Linked DNA regions of Mus musculus: region 2 is linked to region 1. Evidence: chromatin loops called from intact Hi-C (ENCODE). Cell type or tissue: heart. All regions are shown on one strand.

Region 1 (8,000 bases):
AATGATGTTGCCCAAAGGGTTCACAAAGGCGCAGCATGGCTGACTTTTGGGAAATCTGTAAGCAGGCGAGCTATTTTTAACTTTTACTCCTTCCTTGCAAACATTTCCTTTTGTTCTCTAGAGAACATTGTTGATCTGTTCATTCATTGGCAGTGTTCTGCCCCACTAGCAGACTTAGGGAGAATAGGCCCTCTCTTCTTCACGCTGGTGACGTAATTGTGTTGCTTCTTAGTTGTCCAATTTTGGCTCTAACTCATGAGTTACTCATTTGTTCATGTTTTTTTTTTTTCCTGGATACTGAGCAGACCCTTCCCCCAGTGTGTGTGTGTGTGTGTGTGTGTGTGTGTGTGTGTGTGTGTGTACACGCGTGTAGACCCTTCCCCCAGATTTTGTGTGTCTGCGTTGCCTTCATGGAAATCTTCACACAAGCAAGAATCACGAGGCTGCTGATTTTGTCTTGTTGTATGAGGGTAGCTGATGGCTTGATTTTCCCTTGTTTGCACTGCTCGTATCTGTTCAAGCACTATGCTTCATAAAACCGTGTATTTAGCATTACTGCTTTGGGATAGACAGTGCACAGCTTAACCTTGTGTACCTCAGCCTCCTGTTCTGCCCTTGAGATCTTCTAGTCTCAGGAGGGAGTAACTTTTCTTGGGAAACATAACTCAAATGGCACCTTAATTCTCCTTTATGTCCTTCTCTGTGGCCAAGTGTCTTCCTGTTCTCGTCTGGTTTTAAGTCCTACGTCTGCTATTATTCTGTGTGTGCCTCAGTTTCCTTAGTTCACCAATAGAAGTAATAGGACATACACCATACAATAATGTAGTAGTGGGGGAGGGGCATGCACATGCTCATGTGTGTACAAGTGTACGTTTGTACACCTGGGTGTGGTGGCCAGAGGTCAACCTCTGATATTCTTCCCAAGTAGTTGTCCATCATTTGTTTGTTTGTTTGTTTGTTTGTTTATTTTTGAGACAGAATTTCTCACTGAACCTGATACCAGCCACAGGTTACCTGGCCATTTGCAACGCTCCTCTTTCTACTTCCCAAGTGCTGGGATCACAAGTGCGCATGGCACCACGCCTGCTGGTATTGCAAATGTGTCTATACCACGCCTGCCTGTTTACCTGAGTGCTGGCCATGGGGTTTAGGTCCTCATGCTTATGCAACAGACCTTTTACCCACTGAACCATCCCGAGCTTCTTGGATAGAAATTTAAGCCACACTGTGCTTGTATGAACCAGACACGATGCCTGGCACAGGAAGTCTTTTCTGCGTACTGGCTTTTACAATACTGTATTAGATTGGTCTATCTATAAGGCGAATACAATCTTAAAATGTTACATACCAGAATGAGGCAAAATACTCTCTTTCTAGGGGTCTTTGCCTCTTCCCCTGTACAAATGGAAGCAGCTAGTGGGAGTCGAGGGATGGGGTATGCCCTCAACAGAGGTGCCCTAATACCAGTGCCTACTGAAGTGTTTCCCTGGACCTCCCGTGTTGCAGCCTTTCCTATCGAGAATCAGCGCAATTATAACATGAAGTCAAGCAGAGTATTTTGCATAGAGGGGCAGGCAGAATGTGCTGTCATCCTGACATCTGTGCCTGTGCCCCAGGCCAGAAGCTGAATGGTTAGACACTGCTGATCTGGCACCCCATCTGCTCCTTCTCTGCAGCTAAGTCCTCTTCCTGGCTTCTCCTTTGTAGAGCCTGGGGTGATGAAGCCAGGGACAGTGCTGGGGTGTGAGGCATCAGGAGAGGAAATCGGGGGTGGAGGAACGGGGAAACAGGAGGTTCCCATCCTATATCCGACCCCTAACTTGTCTCAGCTGCTCACGGTTTGCAAGTGTTCCTTGGATGGGGTGATGGTTCCAAAACGCTAGCCTAGAAAAGGGAACGGAAATGGCAGAAAACAAGCCACGAGCCTATTGTGAGAAATCTCTTTCTTTCTGCGTGGCTGCTTTTATAACATCAAACTCAATCAAGAATCTTTGAAACTTGGCTTTCAGAACTCTTAGCCTAGGCCCCCTGAGAGTGAGTCCCTTCTTTCCATCACAGGGGTTTTGAACGTTGAGTGAGTTGCTTCTCTCTCCCCTCTGCTCACATTCATTCACCCACGTGCAGCGCATTGGCAGGCTCACCTTCCAGGCCACTGGCTTCTTCTCAACTTGATCTGAGGGGTCCAGCTCAGGTTTCCCACAGCATAGCTGTCGTAGGATCACTGGTATAAACTTCAGAACACAAAACATATCTCTCTGTCTCTCTGTCTCTCTGTCTCTCTGTCTCTCTCTCTCTCTCTCTCTCTCTCTCTCTCTCTCTCTCTCTCTCACACACACACACACACACACACACACACACACACACACACCCTAGGCTGGAATGTTGTAACTTAACCCCTTAACTGATTTAAACTTGAGTAGTTGAGCAACAGTGGTGAATGCCCCGAAAGGCATGTATTGAGTAAACATGAATAACCAACTGCAGGAGGAGCCTGAGAGAGACTGTTTATCTAAGGGAAATTGTTTGCCTTCTCCCCTAACCCCAACTGCTGGGGTCACATTCACAGCCTCACACAGTAGACAACGTTCTGCCAGTTAGCCACATAGAACTCCAGTGCTTTGTTCTCATCCTGCCTTAAGTGTTGATGGGGCTCATTATAGTTCACTGCGTGTATATAGTTCTACTCAGTGTTTTTAAAAACACGTTTATGTTTGCTTTCTAGACTGACTTTGCACGATTTAGTGGAACAAATGTGGAAACTGACTTTGTAGAGGTGCCATCACAAATGCTTGAAAACTGGGTGTGGGACATTGACTCCCTGCGAAAACTGTCAAAACATTATAGAGACGGACACCCTATCACAGACGAGCTGCTGGAGAAGCTTGTGGCTTCGAGACTGGTCAACACAGGTATAGTCAATGAGAGAAGCAAGTAGGAATTGTTAAATGCAGAATTCCTGGCAGCTCCTTCTGTCAGGCGTACTTTGACTTTAATAACATACTCCAGGAGTGCTGTGCGTGGAGGGAGGGAGGCTGGCTGTGTTGGAGCGGCAACGCCTGGGACTGTGTCTGAGGGGAGCGTTTCCTCCTAAGTCATACACGGTCCAGATGCTGTTTGGCCTTGCTACCCTTTTGTGATGAATGGTACTGAATCTCTGATCTCGTGGTGTTAGCACACATCGTTCTCTCTCCAACACGTTGTTCAAACACTCTTAACCTTATTAGGTCTTCTGACGCTTCGCCAAATTGTTTTGAGCAAAGTTGACCAGTCCCTCCATACCAATGCGTCGCTGGATGCCGCGAGCGAATACGCTAAATACTGCACAGAAATTTTGGGAGTTGCAGCTACGCCAGGTATGAGGCGAGAGCACCTGAGTTCATTTTTCTTGTAAGACCTCAGAGTCTCCTTAGCCTTACAGGCGGGTGGACAGTTTTCAGATAAGCACACTCTGCCTTAGGAGTTGTCCTGTCCAAAAGTGCTTGAAGGGGAGGTGGCTCCACAGTCACTGCATTGCAGTGTAATCAGGCGTGAGCAGTTGGCCTCTGCCCCAGAGCACAGCCATTCCCGTTTGGCAGCACCTGCCTGTCCCCTCCCTCCCTGTGTGTACCAGGACTTCCCTGTGATTTTCAGTAAGAAGTTGGCAGAAGGGCCATTTCAGGGGGAGACGGGAACCTCCTTCATTTCTGACTCCAATGCCAGTTCAAGCTTTTGACTGGCAGTTTCTAACAGGATACTTACAGTGTTTGCTATTGGGTGAGTCTAAAACTTACATTTTAAGCCAACTAATATGTATCTATTTGGATGTCAGTTATAAACTTTTTCACCAAGGCAATTGTTGCTAAAATGAATCAGACACGGTTATAGAGGATATTAAGATAAGAGTGGCCATTGAGTCACCTGAGCCTCACCTCCTGATCTGGAAATCAAGGAACAATATTGTGTCTCTTTGACAAAATGGCAGCTCAATGTAGACACACCTCGTAAATCTCTTTCAAAACACTTCATTTTCAGAAATTATCAACCTACACAAATGCCATTTTATTTTGAGTCATCTTAGATACAAGAATTGTGGCAGGGGCCTTAGATACAAGAAGGGGGCTGGGTTGTAGCTCAGCATTAGAGTTAGGCTATGTTTGACTCTCAGCACCTGAGGGTGGGGGGCTCCAGCAGAAAGTAGGGTTATTAGTAAAGTATTTTAAAAGCACATTGGCATGACTTGCCCTGAGCTACTGACGGGCATGGACAAGGCTTCAGAAATTGTTGTTAGACATCCAGAGCTGGGGCTGAGCTACTGACAGGAGAAAGGCTTGTATATAATCTTGGCTAAGGGTACATGCCAACCAGTGAGATGAGTGCATGCCAACCTGTGAGATGCCATCCTTCCCTCCCCTCACAGCTGGGCTCCCCAAAGGAAAGCTAGCTAGTTCACAGCCTGATTAATTAGCATTTTCTATCATTCTGATTGAAATTATCTTTTTTTAAGGCACAAATATGCCAGCTACCTTTGGACATTTGGCAGGAGGGTATGACGGCCAGTATTATGGATATCTTTGGAGTGAAGTCTTTTCCATGGACATGTTTCACAGCTGTTTCAGAAAAGAAGGGATTATGAATCCAGAGGTACTGTATGGCTTTGCTACCCCCAGGGTTAATTTTGTAGTTGCTCTCTCTCCTTCAGCTCCAAGTATATAATAGCTAGAGTTTCGAGTAAGAGACTTAGTAGCAGCTTTTAACTTTAAGGCCTGGCATCTTCTCAAATCATCATACATCATTAAGTTTCAGTGTACAAGTGATTAACTCTTAATTCTACAGATTTTTTTTAAAAAAAAACCTACTGTACTTTCTTGCTTATTAACATTCCCATATATTGCGTAATTAAAAATTCAAAGCCTTGTTTATGCACTCGAGAGTTTATGGCTACTAGTTTTGACATGTGCCATACAGTGTTTCTGTTTTATAAGAGGTTGAGAAAGAAAGGTAAACGTCTTCCTGATGTAAATAGTCTCTGTGTTGTGATATTCTTTACAGGTTTCTTTGTACATTTTCTGTGGGAGGCACCCTTTTTCTGCGGCCAGCGTACTCCACCTATTACATAGTTTGTAACCTAAGTGCCTTTGGGGTAACTTAAGCTGCTTCATTAATCTGAGCCATTCCTTCCCAGGCACGGTGAGGAGGCTGCCAGGTGGCTGCCAGCCAAGCCTTCCTGGGACAGACCCTAGTCTCTCTGCTCATGGACGACCCGACTGTCAGTTATGTCTGAGGCTGGTATATTTCCAGTGTGTTTCCAAGTTCTGTTTGGTTCAGAAATTAGAACAAATTACCCAAATCAAGCTCTCAATGCTTATTTCAATCAGCCAACTTGTTCTTTGGGCTTTTGTTTCTCTACTAAGTAGCGCCCCTCTGCATACATATCGAAATATGTCATATATTTTAGGGTCCCATTTCTTCCATCTCTCTCTCTCCAAAAAAAATCTCTCCAGACTAGCCACACTGATTCATTCCAAGCATCCCCTCCCCCATCCTACCTCATCCAGCAGGACTTTAAGCTTCCTCTTTGACTGTGCCCACCCAGTCAGCAAGTCTGATACTGACTCTGTTTAGCATTCTGATGTCTGCATGACTTTCAGCCTGCCCAGCCCTCCGGCCTCCACTGTCTTAGGTTGAGATGGTGCCCTCAATGGGGTCTTCTGAAGAAAACCATGTGAGTTCATTTACCTGCCCTACACTTTGACTCATGCTGGCTAACCTCAACTGGCCCTGCAGTGCTGCTCTGTAGGCCAGTGCTGCTCTTAGGCCTGCCCCCATTCTCTGTTGATTTCCTTTATCACTCTGAGCCCCCAGCCTGTCTACTCTGTAAACTGCCTCTGCCCCTCTTTCTTGTTACGTCATCCCTAAGCCTCACTACATAATACAAGTGAACCTCCTGCCTCATCTTCCCCAGCTCAGGGGATTGATTACCCAGTCCAAGTTTTCCCTTTGTTAAGAAAATTGAGCCAGGGATGTGGCTCAGAAGTAGACGGGTATTGTCTTAGCTCTGCCTACCTTCACACATCTATTCCTTCTATGCATTGCATTTTAAATGTACGGCTTCTTTTAAGCCAGGAGCGGTGGCACATACCTGCAATCCTAGCATGTGGGAGGTAGAGGCAGGAAGATCAGGAGTTTAAGATCATCTTTGGCTACATAGTATATTCAAGGTCATGAGCTTCATGAGATCTTGTTTTAAAACAAAAAAAAATTTTTTTTTATTTGTGCCCCTTAAAAATTATACTATTCGTTAAGACCCCATTCAAAAAGCCATTGATGGGGCTAGAAAGATGGCTCAGTGGTTAAGAGCCTGTGTTTGGTTCCCAGCACCCACTTAATAGCTCACGACCATTTGTAACTCCAGTTCCAGGGGAACCAACACCCGCTTCTGACCTCTGCAGGCACCAGGCACACATGTTACACACATCCATACAAAGAAGCAAAACACTCACACACATAAATAATCTAAGAATATTTTAAAATGCTACTCATGTATGAACTATTGTAGATTATTCAGACCGAAGTGATCCCTTTTATCCTCCTGGTAAACTTAGGAGCACGTGGGAAAGGCTTTGGTAAAACTTTGCTTTTGTTTGGATTGTTTGATGTAACTCACATAAAATAAAAATATTCTTTGCAAAGGATTTTACACAATATTCTTAAAGTACGGTCAGAACAAACACTGACAAACACTGATGACTCTGCATGGTGAGATGTTAGGAGGGCTTAACCTTTCTCTCTGCTCCTCACGCAGCTGCCCCTTACTCTAGGAGTCCACAGACGCGAGAAGGACTCAGGACTCACTCGTTTGTTGTTGTTTGGCTTTTTTGTTGGTGGTGGTGATGGTTGTAGTTGTTGATGTTTTTTGAGACAAATTTGCTTCATAACCCCAGCTGGCCTCAAACTAATAGCAATTCTCCTGCCTCAGCATCCTGAGTACTGGGATTCCAAGCCTGTACCACCAAGCCCAGCAGAAATGGTGTTTCAAGGAGAGGAAAAGTGGCCTGGAAAGGTTCAAGTAGGACATAGTCCTGGCTGCCATTATCTCTTAGGCTTCCTGGTGCAAGCATACACTCCCTCCCTCTGAGGTGAGCCAGCCTCTGGGCCTTCACTCATCTTGCTACACCTCGGCCCCTCCACCCCTCCAGCTGTCAAAGTGGCAGCCAAATTCTAGATCCCAGTGGCTCTCTTGCTACTTGAACATCCTGCAGAAACAACCCACCATCAGGTTTCTCTGTGCTTTTTATACCCAAGCTCTGAAACTTGGCAGGCAGCCAGGCTGCTCTTCATTAGGTGAGGACAGGAGTGAACTTGGAGAAACAAAGATCCCATCACCCAGAGCTGCTTCCTGGGACGTTAGAAACACAGTCCAGCTCCACTGAGTTTCTAGATGCTCTGGCAGGACTCAGGGCTATCTACTTGTTATGCAAACAGGCCGCTTTGAATTTCCAGTTTTCACTTCCTTTTCCTTACCCTTCAAACACTGTGAGGAATCCTGTCATTTCTCACTGTCTTGCCATGACAGCAATTATGGGCCTGGGTTGAGAAACCAAGGAAGGGGAGGCCCTCACTCTCCACCCTCGTTCTCTCCACTGCTTGTGCGAATTCTAGAACCAGCTTTTTCAACAGCCATTTGACCCCTCCTCGTTCTGTAGTGAATGCTGTTTGTTCTTGTGGGGTGGCTTCAGCTTTGCTTTGTTTTGTTTTACAAATATTTACTCTAGCACCTGACTTACAGAATACAAATATTTACCAAAAATTAAAAATTCTTGGCACAATACTCCTGTCCTATGAAAAGGCTTCCATTGTTCCTACAACTGGAGAGATAGAGAGAAAGAAACACTATTCTTCAGCGCAGTGTGCCGAGCACTGCTTGTTTTGTGCATGACCTCAGCCTTGCCATCAGCCAGCACTGCAGAAGGTGGTGTTACTTGGTCTGGGTTGCCTTCAGTCTCACACATAGGGTTGGTTAC
Region 2 (8,000 bases), 180 kb after region 1:
TAATTCCCTTCAGCAGCTGCCGGAAACTATTGGTCTGTATTGCTTTCAAACAGATTTTTTTTTTTAATTATTAAAGACTTCTTTTTTTACTCAAGACTTCCATAGACTCTCAGTATTACTGTTAATGTTTGACTGTACTGTCACATATGAGTATTACTTGGAATACTCGGTTGTGCTCTGTTGCACAACTTAACTACTGTTATTGCTATTTTTATTTATCCTAAGCAAAGTCCATTTTTACAGCTTTAGTAAATTGCTCACAATTAAGCTAGCCTCCTCAGTTCACAATTGCTCACAATTAAGCTAGCCTCCTCAGTTCACAATTGTTTACAATTAAGCTAGCCTCCTCAGTTCACAATTGTTCACAATTAAGCTAGCCTCCTCAGTTCACAGTTGTTCACAATTAAGCTAGCCTCCTCAGTTTTCTTGGATTCCTAGCCCTTATTTAGAAACTGTAATTACTTCACTATTGACTGACAGATAAGAAAATGAAGAAAGATTTAAAAATTTGCAACAGGTCCATAATTTGTGTTAAATCTATTTTGAAGTTGTTTGTTTGATGAAGAATTAGGAAGATAGATCACTTTGATGAAAAGTCTAAAAATTTAAATCTTCAAGGTGATGTGATAGAAAAACTCTTCTCACTTGAAGTGTACCAGTTGTTTTAAAGTCAAGTATATTTACGTTTTAGAATTATATTCTCATTTAATCAGTACTTTCAATGTTCGAATTGAAACATTTATTTACATATATTATTTTTTATTTAGTGATAAACATCCTTCATACTGCTGTATATTAATTCAGAAAATTGGAGTTAATTCTTCTATATGCCATGACATTGTCTTTAAGAATGTGAATGATGCAGACAAAGTGAACAATGGAGACAAAATGTCTTCTTGTATAGCTTGTATTTTAGTTTGGGGTGGGTAGTAAACTAGTTATTATTCAGGTTAAGTTAAACAATGCAGTGGGGGCTGGAGAGAGAATCAGTAAAGGGCAAGCATAAGGACTCCAGTTTGATTTTATGCACTAACAGTAAAAGCCAGCCTGCTGGCAGCACTTCTGTTCTCAGCACTGAGAAGACAGACCCCTGGCTCTCTAGCCTACCAGTGTAACCTAATATGAGCTCTAGGGCCCAGTATAAGACCCTGGCTCAAAACACAAGGAGGACGGTTCCTGTGGAAGGGTACCCAGGGTTTACCTCTTCCCTCTGCAAGTACACACGTACAGCGCATGCAAGCACACACACACACACACACACACACACACACACACACACACACACACACACACACACACACGTGTGCGCGCAGGTGAGGTGCATGAAGTTAGAAGGTATTGGGCAAGAGACTAAGTGGATGATGTTGGGGTAGTATCTCCTGTAAGTAGATTTATTGATAATGTTAAATGTAAAGTGCTTCACATTGACTATTGATGGACTTGCTTTCTAATCTAAGCTGAAAATTATTATTTTTTCTCAATAGGTTCATTGAAAAATGTCACAACTCTAAAAATTGATGAAAACCAATTAATGTATCTACCAGACTCAATAGGAGGGTGAGTTGTGTGTGAACATGTAGACCCTGGAAAATGTTACTGTTAACTCAGCAAGCATCTCAGCGTGCATTTCAGATATTGAGGGTTCATATAAGGAACATCTATAGCAGATTTTCACAAACATTTGAAATAAATAATTGGCATATAGTTTAGTTATTTTTATAATAAAATAGGCTTATTTATTATTGATAACATTTAGCACTTTATTAAATTTTCTTATGTTTATTTTCTAAGGTTCATGTTAATATGTTCTTAAATTTTGAGTATAGTACATATCTTAAAACCCATGTGTTTCCATTTATAATTAAAGGTTAAGGTCAATAGAAGAACTGGATTGCAGTTTCAATGAAATTGAAGCTTTGCCTTCCTCAATTGGCCAGCTCACAAACATGAGAACATTTGCTGCAGATCACAATTACTTACAACAGCTACCCCCAGAGGTACAGCATTTTACATTCATTTTAGATTTTTATCTGCTTTTTAAACATCTTCAGTATGTTGGTGTTTTATTTCTTTTTAAGATAGCTTATTAATCAAGTTATGTATTATCTGAATAATAAGATGCTATGTAACTTTGAAGATGTTCCTAAACGCTTTCCTTTTAATTTAAAAAGAATAGTTACCACAAAAGTATTATTTTTGTAAATGTAAAGAATATTTTTCACAGCTTTCAGATATATTAATATTCCTTTATCAGTTTATATCCCAGGTTTGTGATCTGCAGTTTGTTTCTCTTTCAGATTGGAAACTGGAAAAATATAACTGTGCTGTTTCTCCATTGTAATAAACTAGAGACGCTTCCAGAGGAAATGGGTGATATGCAAAAATTAAAAGTCATCAATTTAAGTGATAATAGGTTTGTAATCTGTAGTTGCTTATAGAATACTCTGAATGAAGTTAAAGTTTCATATGAAATACTACACTAGTTGATGTTTATTTCTCTTTACGTATATTTAAATTTTTAATTAAAAGAATGATTAAAATTTATATCATGTTACTTAACATGGTTCATTTTGAGCCAATATAACTACACAATTTCTATCCTCTTGTTATTATATGAGCTTTTAATTCATAAAGTCCCAAATTCATCTTAATACTGCTGCTGAACAAAGCAACTTTTAATCTAATCTTGGCTTATGTTTTTCTGGGCTGAGATTGACTCACACAGCTTGAGCCATAAATAACCAAAGTGCAGAGCAGACTGACCACTGAGATTGCTAGACTGGAGCAGAGATTGCTGAACTTGAGACACTGTCTTAGTGAGGGTTTCATTGCTGTGAAGAGACACCATGACCACAGCATCTCTTATAAAGGAAAACATTTAGTTGGGGCTGGCTTACAGTTTCAGAGGCTCAGTCCATTATCATCATGGTGGAAAGCATGGCAGCCTGCAGGCAGCCATGGTGCTGGAGGAGGAGCTGAGAGTTCTCCATCTTGGTCTGAAGGCAGCGAGGAAGAGGGTCTGGATCACACTGGCCAGACTTGAGCATGTATAGGAGACCTCAAAGCCTTCAGAGTGACACTTCCCCTAACACCTTCCAATAGTGCCACTTCCCATGAGCATAGCATGTTTAAACCACCACAGAGATTGAAACTAATTAAAGAACAACTGTGGGATGCTTTATATTTTATTTTGTAGTACTTTACAAACTATGAAGGCCATCCCTTTGGAATAGTACAGTAGGTTCCCTTATATAAAGGGGAACTTTGAAGCTCGGGTAAAAAATGTTAAAGTAGAGCATTTAGCATAATATTCTGACTTATCAGTATACTAATAGCTACATTTATTTAAAAAGAATCTATGCCTCTGTAAAAAGCTACAACAGTTGTCTGCTATGTGGCTGTCAGATAATCAGGTGGGCATTCTGACCTATTAAATTTGGCTGGAATTCCAATTGTATGTATTTTTTCAATATATTTGAAATTTCAATGTATTTGTATTTATTGCTGTAAAAAGACACTGTGACCATGGCAAGTCTTATAAAGGGAAGCATTTAATTGGGCTGGTTTGCAGTTAAGAGGTTTAGTCCATTTCATCATAGCAGCAAGCATGCAGTCAGCATGGTGCTGGAGAGCTGAAGAGCTGAGCGTGCTACATACTCTGACCCATAAGCGATGGGAAGTGACATAGCCATTAGGCCTAGCTTGAGGTTCTGAGACCTCAGAGCCCAAGCCCAGCAACCCACTTCTTCCAACAAAGTCACATCTACTTCAGCAAGGCCACAATAGTGGCCTAATAGCGACACTTCCTTTGAGCCTATGGAGGCTATTTTCTTTCAAGCCACTACACTAATAAGCACTTACGTTACTTTGTTTTTACATATTATCATCGTAAAATAATGAACCCCTAAAATACAGAACTGTGCAGTGTTTTTAAAAACAAGCTCTCTAGGACTTCTTACTACAGCTTTGGTTTTTTCAATACAAAACACAAGCAGTTTTGTGAGTACTCAATGTGGCCGTGCCTTTCTTTATGGAATGAACAGTTTTTATTTTTTTAACAGATTTGATTTTTCAGTTTATTAAAAAGTAGAGAAGCTACTATTAAACAAGTTAATGCTTCTGTCCTAGAACAAAGTTTTCAGACATAGCTAGAATGGTTTTGTACTAATATTGGAGGTTGCTTTTCATGTCTGCTGGTGACAGGGGTACCCCTCACCCTCAGGAAGGACACCCTCCCCAGGGCTGGTGTGTGTAGTGTTTAAGACTAGAGAATGTTCTTGTCCTTTCTCCTATATAAAAGTTTGCATTTGGCTTTACTTTCTTTTTTTAATCTTATGAATATAGCATTCTACAGCATTGTTCAGATGATTTGTATTTTTGTTTTCATTATTTTTGATGCTAGGAAGTAGGAAGATAGGGTCCATGCTAGGCAAGTGCTATTATACCACTGTTTCTGATGTGATCTCTTATCATTTAAACAGTTTCATTTTTAAGTTTAATCTTTGTTTTTTCCATTCAGGTTAAAGAATTTGCCTTTTAGCTTTACAAAGCTACAACAGTTGACTGCTATGTGGCTGTCAGATAATCAGGTGGGCATTCTGACCTATTAAGTTTGGCTGGAATTCCAATTGTATATATTTTTTCAATATATGTAGTATGTATTTTTCATATATATATATATATATATATATATATATATATATATATAACAGTATGTATTGTATTCCAAGAATATATAATGATACTCTTTAGTTTGTATAGAGCAACTTAACAGTTATACCTTGTTCACATATAAACATATATTTATCTTACTGTATTTAGAAACACATAGATCTTTTCACACATAGATGTATAAGTAATAAATTTTATTGTATTTTAGCAAGTTTCCAAACACACAAAACTTCAAAGATGAGGAAGTCCTACTCCACTCTACCCAACTTTGTGACATGACTTCCTGCCATTGTCACTTCGTTTTGAGTGCACATAAAATCGATTTTCAGCAATTTTGAGTGATAAAGTATTCTGACTTCAGTTATCATAGCCTACAGTAGAGCTCTTGAAGTTATTCTATCAGTTTTGTGCTTGAACCAGCATGTCCCAGTACACTCCCATCCCAAGTCCCTGTTAAAATGTTTGATTCTCTCTGAGTTTTTCTCTCAATGACATCACGTGATAGTTATCTTCCTGTGTTACAAGATATCTTTTCCTTTAAAGACTTACTTGTATTTCATTATGTGTATATGTTTAGCTAGTCGTTCATTAATGGACACTTAGGGTGATTCTATTTTCTTAAAGATTTTTTATTTTGTGTGTTTTATTTTTTATTTTAAGTGTTTTGCATGAATGTATGTATGTGTGAATGGTACCTGAGAAGGTCAGAAGAGGACATAGGTTTACCTAGAACTGGAGTTGTCATTTGGGAGCTGGGAACCAAACTCAGGTTCACTGTAAAAGCTGTTAACCTCTGAGCCATCTTTACGGCCCCATTAGACTAGTTTCTTATCTTGACTATTAAAATAATATTACAGATTTGTAGTGATGTAATTAAGCAAAAATCTGTAATAGTAGTAGAAAAAGGAAATAATACTTTTATGACTAATTTTGAGACAGTCCTAAAGGTCAGAGTTGGAATGATACTAGTTTGCTTAGTTTATTTTATTTGATGTTTTGAGACAGAGATTGGGGTATCTCTGTCCATCTTTGACTTGCCTGCCACTTGCTTATGTAGACTAGGCTAGTCATGAATTTGTAGAGATCCTCCTGCCTCTGCCCCTGCCCCTGCCCCTCTGCTCCTTTGCCTATGCCTATGCCTCCTGCATGCTGGGATTAAAGTGTATGCCATCGTGGCTGGTCTGTGAATAGGACTGCCAACCTAGGTGTAAAAGAAAGACATCACAGGAAGGAGATCTTGGTTATTGAGAAGACAGTGCTTGAAATGAAATGTTACCACACAGGAAAGAAAGGAGCAAATGAAAGAGAATTGAAAGATGCTAATTGAGCAGCTTTGGTAATCTGGTGACTCGCAAGCAAGGTGAGAATGATGGGTTTGGAGAGGTGCCTGTTGTCCTCACCTGCCTCTGCTGCTACTTGATGACTCTGCAGTCTGCTTTTCAAGCCTGGTTCTTGTCTGAGTGGCTCCCAGAAGGACATCCCTCTGCTTTATTTCTTGTAAACTATCCTTCAAATTACTTTGTACATCATCACTATTTCTATCAATATCTTTAGCCTAGTACCTGTGTCTGAATCATACATATAGCCCAGTATGGATCCAGTATTGATACCTAGATATGTCAGATTCAGCTCCCCCTAGAACAGTATACCATTTTCTACCCCAAATGTTTCCTGGGATCCTTAGCTCACTGAGAAATGTTTTATGGAGTCAGACACGGGAGTGCAGTCTTTACTACCATCACTGTACAACAGTCCAGTTCATCACCAAGTTCTCAGGAGTATTGAATAATACCTCGTGCGTGTCATTTCATGTAGACCTATCCTGTTCAGTGCAGAACCCAGGAGTATCATGTGTGATTAATCCAAAGTCAGATGACTTTAATTTAAATTATTGGTGTAAGAAACCGGGGAATGCAGACTGACTGAGTAACATGCTTAAGATGATATATTTTGGAGATTTTAAATTTTCTTTTAATAATCACAATTAATGAGATAAGAATCAAAGTCTAAATATAAACTTTAATTGTGTTTCCTGCATTGCTTACGTACATATCCTGAAATAATTTTATATAACATTTAAAAATTAATTTTCTGTGTTTTTATCATACTGTCTTTTGAGGTGAAATGTGTTCTTTTCTACTTGTGACAATCATGTCTGTGCTCAGTGTTTTCAAATTTTGGGACTCCTTTACATTTTTAATTAAGCATGCTTCTGCATGATAAGTCTTAGGGGATGGAGGGGGTTGGTGGTACTAAGAAAGAGATTGAATTTAGAAAGCAGACGATCATGGTAGTGCAGGAGTGTGAGTTTATGTGGGGTATAGACCAGGACGCACCCAAAGCACAGTAACTGTCGTCACCACTGTTGGGTGACGGTAGGTAGAAGAATCGACCTAGGTTTGAGATTTCAAGAAAGCAAGCCTTTAGGAAAGAGTAAGGCTACTAGTTCCATTATTTGAGGAAGTCAAGTAAAATGATCAGAATTTGAAAAATATAGAACAGTTTATTTTTTAACAAGATGGAGGCCACAAAATTTTAAAATATTTGGGAGTAAGAGTTGAGGATGAAGTCATGTTTTCACAAGAGTTTGTCCAAAGAGTGGCTGGTAGGGAAATAGAAGAGAAGACTGGGGGCTCCTATCTACATGGAATCACTTCAAGCTGTTACTGGTAAAATTTGAGGTGTGCATATTTAAAATAGGAATTGATACTATTTGTTAACCGTAAGAAGAAAGATGCTAAGAAAAGAATGAAGTCTAAAATACCTGGCACCTCCAACAAGCGTCTTGTTGGTACTGTTGACGGAGAGTAAGAGAGAAGCAGTTTTGAACTTGCTGTCTGTTTAGCGACTGACTGGAATACATATTTAGATAACTAGTTGTTTGGGTTTTTTAAACATTTTTTATTAGATATTTTCTTCATTTACAATTCAAATGCTATACCAAAAGTCCCTTATACCCTCCTCCCACCCTGCTCTCCAATCCACCCACCCCACTTCCTTGCCCCAGTATTCCCCTGTATTGGGACATATAATCTTTGCAAGACCAAGGGCCTCTCCTAGTTTAAGCCTTGTAAATATTTTTTCCCTTAAAAGTATTTTTGCAAAAGGAAATACTGGAGACAGAAAGTAATATAAGATGGAAAATGTGTTTTATAACTCTATTAGTAAAATTACTGTATAATAAAGAATTCATAGGTCATAGATAATCTTGGTTTATTGATATCTGTTGCAGTAAATCTCCACCCAAATATTCCCCGGCAATGAAAACAGAACTCAGTTAATATGAATACATGCTGTGCGCCTAGATTGGGCAGGTCTACCACTACACT

The links. Peaks named below come from ENCODE experiments on the same cell type or tissue, not always from the same donor. Only the 100,000 strongest peaks of a DNase experiment are listed, where the experiment ranks them.
Region 2: it touches region 1 in a loop (2.3-fold over the local background); 14 of 42 quality-filtered maps call a loop at or near these places.

The regions. Positions count from the first base shown.
Region 1 is chr13:104,032,207-104,040,206 of GRCm38, reverse strand. Nln (neurolysin (metallopeptidase M3 family)) reads left to right here. Exons shown (of 13, transcript NM_029447.2): 10 at 2,723-2,909; 11 at 3,225-3,353; 12 at 4,484-4,620. Gm30967 (a long non-coding RNA gene) reads right to left here and starts at 2,324. Exons shown (of 3, transcript XR_873894.3): 1 at 2,142-2,324. In heart, no CTCF peak of the experiment used is centred here; DNase peaks (open chromatin) are centred at 3,536 and 7,186; H3K27ac peaks cover 1,972 bases.
Region 2 is chr13:103,851,408-103,859,407 of GRCm38, reverse strand. Erbin (Erbb2 interacting protein) reads left to right here. Exons shown (of 26, transcript NM_001289473.1): 10 at 1-32; 11 at 1,485-1,557; 12 at 1,868-1,997; 13 at 2,298-2,413; 14 at 4,520-4,589. Among named protein-coding and RNA genes, the nearest start is that of D130037M23Rik, 57 kb to the left of the region's middle. In heart, CTCF peaks have their summits at 4,080 and 4,279; no DNase peak of the experiment used is centred here.